2 separate regions of the Homo sapiens genome follow, and region 2 is linked to region 1. The links are chromatin contacts, found by Hi-C or POLR2A ChIA-PET in ENCODE. All regions are on one chromosome and are shown on one strand. The core of a region is the stretch at or near the end of the contact, and the rest is flanking DNA. Distances in the headings are between cores, read along the strand shown. Region 1 has its middle 11 kb from the start of CXCL2. Region 2 holds the start of EPGN (epithelial mitogen).

What was found. A loop is a pair of places that touch in the nucleus more often than their neighbours do. ChIA-PET counts read pairs that join two places held with the same protein, here RNA polymerase II (POLR2A).
Region 2: a map of MCF 10A shows a loop between it and region 1 (6-fold over the local background). The contact joins the promoter of EPGN here to the enhancer-like site in region 1. A Hi-C loop is called at or near these places in 1 of 168 maps with a recorded cell type or tissue (MCF 10A). POLR2A ChIA-PET finds 5 or more read pairs at or near these places in 1 of 52 experiments (MCF 10A).

The regions. Positions count from the first base shown.
Region 1 is chr4:74,108,342-74,111,157 of GRCh38, forward strand. No RefSeq gene overlaps it. Among named protein-coding and RNA genes, the nearest start is that of CXCL2, 11 kb to the left of the region's middle. RefSeq lists an enhancer at 1,171-1,465 and a silencer at 2,751-2,816. Within about 2 kb of position 1,355, at least 21 of the 41 ENCODE cell types and tissues checked have a DNase peak (open chromatin) inside an H3K27ac peak, as active enhancers do.
Region 2 is chr4:74,307,064-74,309,879 of GRCh38, forward strand. It overlaps EPGN (epithelial mitogen), which reads left to right and starts at 1,407. Exons shown (of 5, transcript NM_001270989.2): 1 at 1,407-1,513; 2 at 2,030-2,119. The coding sequence starts at 1,471. The region is part of intron 2 of LOC105377276 (a long non-coding RNA gene); the gene reads right to left.

The DNA of each region.
Region 1 (2,816 bases), core at 105-2,604:
AAAAATCTAGGTTATTATAACATATTTTAATTTGTACTAATTTTGACACCCCCTCAGAGGAATTTTTATGTTTTTGAAACAAGAATTATTTCTGTTTTTATCTACACACAGAGTTCATTTTATAAGTGCTTGGAACCCAACAGAGCTTAATGAATTGAATAGGATGTTCTTGGGAAAGAGAGTATAGATAATACGCTTCAATAGTTAAGACATCAGGTGAGAAAGCCATTAATTTTAGTTAAAATTACCATTTTAATTAGTCATTTTATGATAACATAGACAATGGAAGATGATTAAGAAAAATGAAGAATCAGCATTTCTTGATTCTTCAATAGACACTTGAAAAACTACAACACAAGGAAAACCCACTGTTTGATGGTCTAAGATCCTATCCCACTATGCTGACATTTGTCAAAACACTTAAATTGTTTGGTTTAAAGAAACTCCTTTTTATCCCTGCTACTAATACAAAGAATATACTTGTGTTTGTTCATTGAAGAGTTTCTAAGTATTAGAATTTCAGCAACAGGAAATTCATTTCTCAACTTGTATTCTTCACACAAAAGGCATCAAATTGCTCATGAGTTAATAGGTTGACAGCTATTGTCATTTCCTGGTGGGAAACTTTCATAGTTAGAGGAAAAGAAGGCTGAACACCAGATGCTGTTCATCATGTATTTTGGGATATGTTCTTGAAGGTCTGAGATTTACACTGAATTTATAAAGCAATGCCATTGAGTCAAGTAGAGAAGAATCTAGATTATAGAACAAGGCTGTGAAGTCAGATGGTTGTGCCAACAGTGTCTGCTGTGCAGAACCTTTAGCTCCCACTTCTCTCTCACATGCACTGAGTCAGAAAATGCTATTTTGTAGGCTGTAGCTACTTGTCAGGTTTATGACTCAACAAACTGAAATATTAGCCAAATGAAATATTGTTGTGCAATTCAGGGTGCTCACTCATAGCACATACAGTGTTGAATATAATCATCTATAGCTTCAAATGTGCTGGTCATGAGTCCACTAAGAAATGCAGAAAAGAAGCAAGAGGAGAAACAGTCTGACCTTAGCTGCAAAGGGCACCAGGATGCCAGCATGCTAGAGTCATGCTGGTTTCCCCCTTCATGGAAGTGACAGGCCCATGACAAATTTACGCAAATATGACATGGAAAATAATTTCTTGAAGAAAACTTCTTTTGCCATATGTTTCCTGGTTTTCTTCTGGTTTGGCCTGTGAATGGTATCAGTTTATTTTCGAGTCTAGTATCCAATATTCCTGGAAGCTAGGGCTGAGGAATGTTCATTTCACAGGATGGCCAAGGTCTGATATGCAAGGCTGGGATTGAGTGAGGCCCCAGGGCAGGCTGAGAACAGGAAGCGGTTTCACTGACATTCCATTCCTTTCTCTCCCTGACCACTCCCATCTCAGAGTGGCCAAGGATCACTGAAGAAATAGTAATTGTCATCTAAACCTCATAACAGGGGTGTCTGGCACTTGAGAGTTGACCCACTTCAATTTATTCAAGCTCCCACTCAAAAAAACTCTCCTTGACTTACAGGATATGAATACCAATTCCCTAAAGCAAAGCATAGTGAGAATTTCAGTAAAAGAAAAGAAACGAAAACCCCAGAAAAAGTATTCAGTAATTGAAGAGTCACCATCCCGAGGGTCCTATAGGAGCTCACCCTTGGTCGGTGAGAACTACTCAGTCAGCCTCACTTACCTCATTGCTCTGGCCAGCTCATACAGGCTTACAAGAGCAGGTTATTAAATGGTCAGGAATTTTGATAGCCAGTTATTCATTGTTGGAAGCATAAATTTGACCACAGTGGGAGTGTTTATGGAAATCAGCAAATGCTACAAATCTGATTTTTTTTTAAATTTGAAAGCTGTTTTACCAACACACCGCGGCTTATAGCTCTGCATAAACATAATCTGTATCAACTTTATCCTCTTTTTCCTCCCCTTACTATAGCCTCTGTCCTCTGCCCTCATTATCCTCTGCTGGGATCTCTTGAATATTTTTTCCCCTTTAGCTGGTTTTCTCTTTCACTCATTGATTTGTCCTGGGTTTCATCATCTAGGCAACTCTCACGCACAGAAAATTCTTGGGAGTTGTTCTCACTAGACTGATAGCAATACCACTTTTATTTATTATTATTATTATTATTATTATTTTGAAACAAGCAAAGGCTCTAGGAATGAAATACTAGAAGATGAAGGATTTTTTTCTTCTGGATCATAAATCTGGGCATCCCATGCCTACATGTTCTGGGACTCATGAGGCATTCTATTGATCCCCAAATTGCTATTAATAGATACCAAGTGAAAATTTGGTATCTCTTCCCATCAGCCCTAATCTCAGAATGCATTATCTTTTCTAAGCAACAACTGAAGCCTGTGTGCACTAGCAGTTAAATGTGTATCTGCAGGAGGTTTAAATATTCCTAAGTGAATGTGGGAAGTGGTAGTGTATTTTGGAATTCAAGGGATCTTAGAAATAATGTAGTCTAATTTGCTCATTAGTCTGGTGAGTAAACAGAGTTTCAGACAGATTAGCAGTTAGTGGTAGAATCAGTACTAGAATTCAGATCCCTGGCTTCCTCTTCTGGGCATTTTCAAATCTGCAACAATGTCTATCTTAATTAACATTATAATTAGGACCAAGATAATCTTCATTCAACTCAACAAATATTTTTTGACTACCAGATATATTTCTATGTGCACTTATTTTATACTAGGTACTGTTCCAGGAGTTGAGACTACCAAGAAGTTCTCTACTTTTTAGAGCATTCTTTTGAGAACTAACATTATTTGT
Region 2 (2,816 bases), core at 157-2,656, 200 kb after region 1:
ATGATTTCTTTTTAAATTCTCAGCAATGGTGCAAAGACGATTGTTCAATTTATAATTCAAATGTTATTTGCCTGGGAAATATATTATCTAGAAATCGACTTAGTAATCAACAGTTTTTTAAAAACCTACAAAAGTAGAAATGCAAAATGTAGACACATTTAAAGCGAGCCAAGTACTATTATATTATTTTAACTTTAAAATGATGACTCCTGTGGCAAGTGATTGCCCAAGTTATAATGAGTTCAACAAGCTTGTTCTTGTGTGATTTCTAACACCACATTTATATTTGAATAGTGAAAGGGCTCCTTTCTGGTAAATCTAATTTGCTGAGTGGACATGATGCAAAAGATAACCTATCTTGACTTGAATATGTTTTTAGGGTTTTGAGGTTTCAAGTTTCAAGAAAATACAAGGAATTGAAATTCCAGACAGAAAGACTCAATGCCTCAGGAAGATATATTTATAAATCATTTATATTAATTTGGGGCAAGTGAAAATTTCTGTAGTTGTAAAATATAGTAGCTGTAATGACATATTTTGGCCTTTAAAGTGCCACTTTAATAATTACAACTAGATGAACTTGAGAAATAATTTGAATGTTGTATTAACTTAGAAACTTTCTATTCATTGGATGTATCCAAACTAAATGTCATCTTAATTTTCTCTTAATGGAGAATTTTAATATTATTATTATTGCTATTATCATTATGTTGGTACTTTACTGGTTCTCTGTAGCTTAATCATTGGGATGCAGATTTAAGCATTGTTGTTCCTGGAATATGGCAGCCCATTTCATTTACTCAGAAAAATGTTAAATAGCAGGATGACAGAAAGGTGAATATTATACTATTAAAAATAATTTTATTTACAGCACTTGTCATAGTAACACTAAGAAACAAACACTAAAATGGAATATGAAACCTCTGTGTTTTCACAAATTTAACTGTTCTCTGCAACTAAATTAACAAATTATCTTGATTTGAAATGGAACTTATAGTCTGTAATAAAAGGTGGTATAACCAACTATAGTTTCAGGTATATTTCTTTTAGAAACAGGTTATGCTGCTTCCTAATTTGCAGTTATGTTTGTTGAACTCCCGTATAGGTTTCTAGCATAGTTTGAGCTGGTATAGTTCTCTTCACACCAATGGGAGCCTTTCCTGAAATTACATTTTGTTCTTGTTGTTTTAAGTACTTTTACATACATGATTATGCCCACAGGTAACAGGAAACCAGTGTTTCAAAAGAAAACTTGATCACATTGCTAGATAATACAGGTATCCTAACCAAGTGCGTGAGCGCCCAGAGGCTTTCTGCTGCTGCCAGAAGTACATATTTTTTTGATTGGTAAGAACTGCCAGATGACGCTTCATGAAATATAAATGCAACAAAGACTCAGAGAGCTCAATAAAAACCTTCCACCCGTCAGTCTAGAAGGATAAGAGAAAGAAAGTTAAGCAACTACAGGAAATGGCTTTGGGAGTTCCAATATCAGTCTATCTTTTATTCAACGGTAGGTAATTTCCTTTTGTTTTGTTAACTTTATATCAGTGTAAAATGTGAATAGAATTTATTTTCTCTGCATTAGAGAGAAGTTGGCTTCTAACAGTTGTTCTTTATGACAAAGATCAGAGTAATGAATCTGTGGATTAATTTAGTTTCTTATGTCCTGTATGTTCCTTTCCTAATATATTTTGACACCTTTTTTGAGACCTCCAGAATGTTTGCTTTATACAATTGAAGAGTAATTGATACATTTAGCTACTATACTATAGGGTTCTTATTTTTTAATTAATATGTAAATGTATCAATGGTCTTAAATATTGGGTTTTTATTTGCTTTAATCCTAATATAGTCAATGGAATGGATGAGAAACTGTAAGTATGTTGCCCTAGTCACGTTATGGATTTCAACTGTAATAAATTAAAAAAATAGAAATTGGAATAAACAGAATAAGAATACTTTCCATCTGTTGCTTGTACATAGAAGGAGGCTCTCTGTTAAAGATGCTTTTGCCCCCTTAATACAGCAATGACAGCACTGACCGAAGAGGCAGCCGTGACTGTAACACCTCCAATCACAGCCCAGCAAGGTAACTGGACAGTTAACAAAACAGAAGGTATTTTCTTCCCATTTTCATATTTCACAAGACTTTTCTAAAACTTGGGAGAGAAATTTGGATTGTGATAAAAGCAATATTGGCCATTTTTAATATATATTTTATTATTAGATAATCAGCTCTTTTAGCAGGATGCTGTTAAATTGAAGTGACAGATAAATGTGCCAGGAAATAATTGCCTTTTTAAAAGGAGGAAGTTAAGCAAATGAGACAAAAGCTGTCTTCAGTTACTGTCTTGAATGTGAAACAGGCCACATTTTCTGCTTCATTTCTGCTTGGTTCCCAATAACCCCTGTGTGTACAGAGACAGTTTGTCCCCATTTTGGCATTCTTGATGAGCAGCATTATATTTTGATCTGTGATTATAAGCTTTGATGCCAAAGACATTATGGCTACAAGATGAACAGCACTTTCCCTCATCTTTGGAATGACCTTTTTTTCTTGTTTGCTTTGGAGTTTTTGTTGTTATTTTAGCATATGCTGTATTTCCTAACCACTTGTACCCAATTTTTGTTGTTGATGGTAATGATATATTTTCTTTTGCACTTAATTATTATCACAGTGGCTTCTGGATGCTCTTGAGCATCAGCGTTCTTTCTCTAATCTGTTTAAACTCTTAGAGGTGAAACTTGGAAAGCTTGTTGCTTACCAAGACCTGTGACTGAGTGGTTATGATTCTTCTGCAAATCGCATCCTG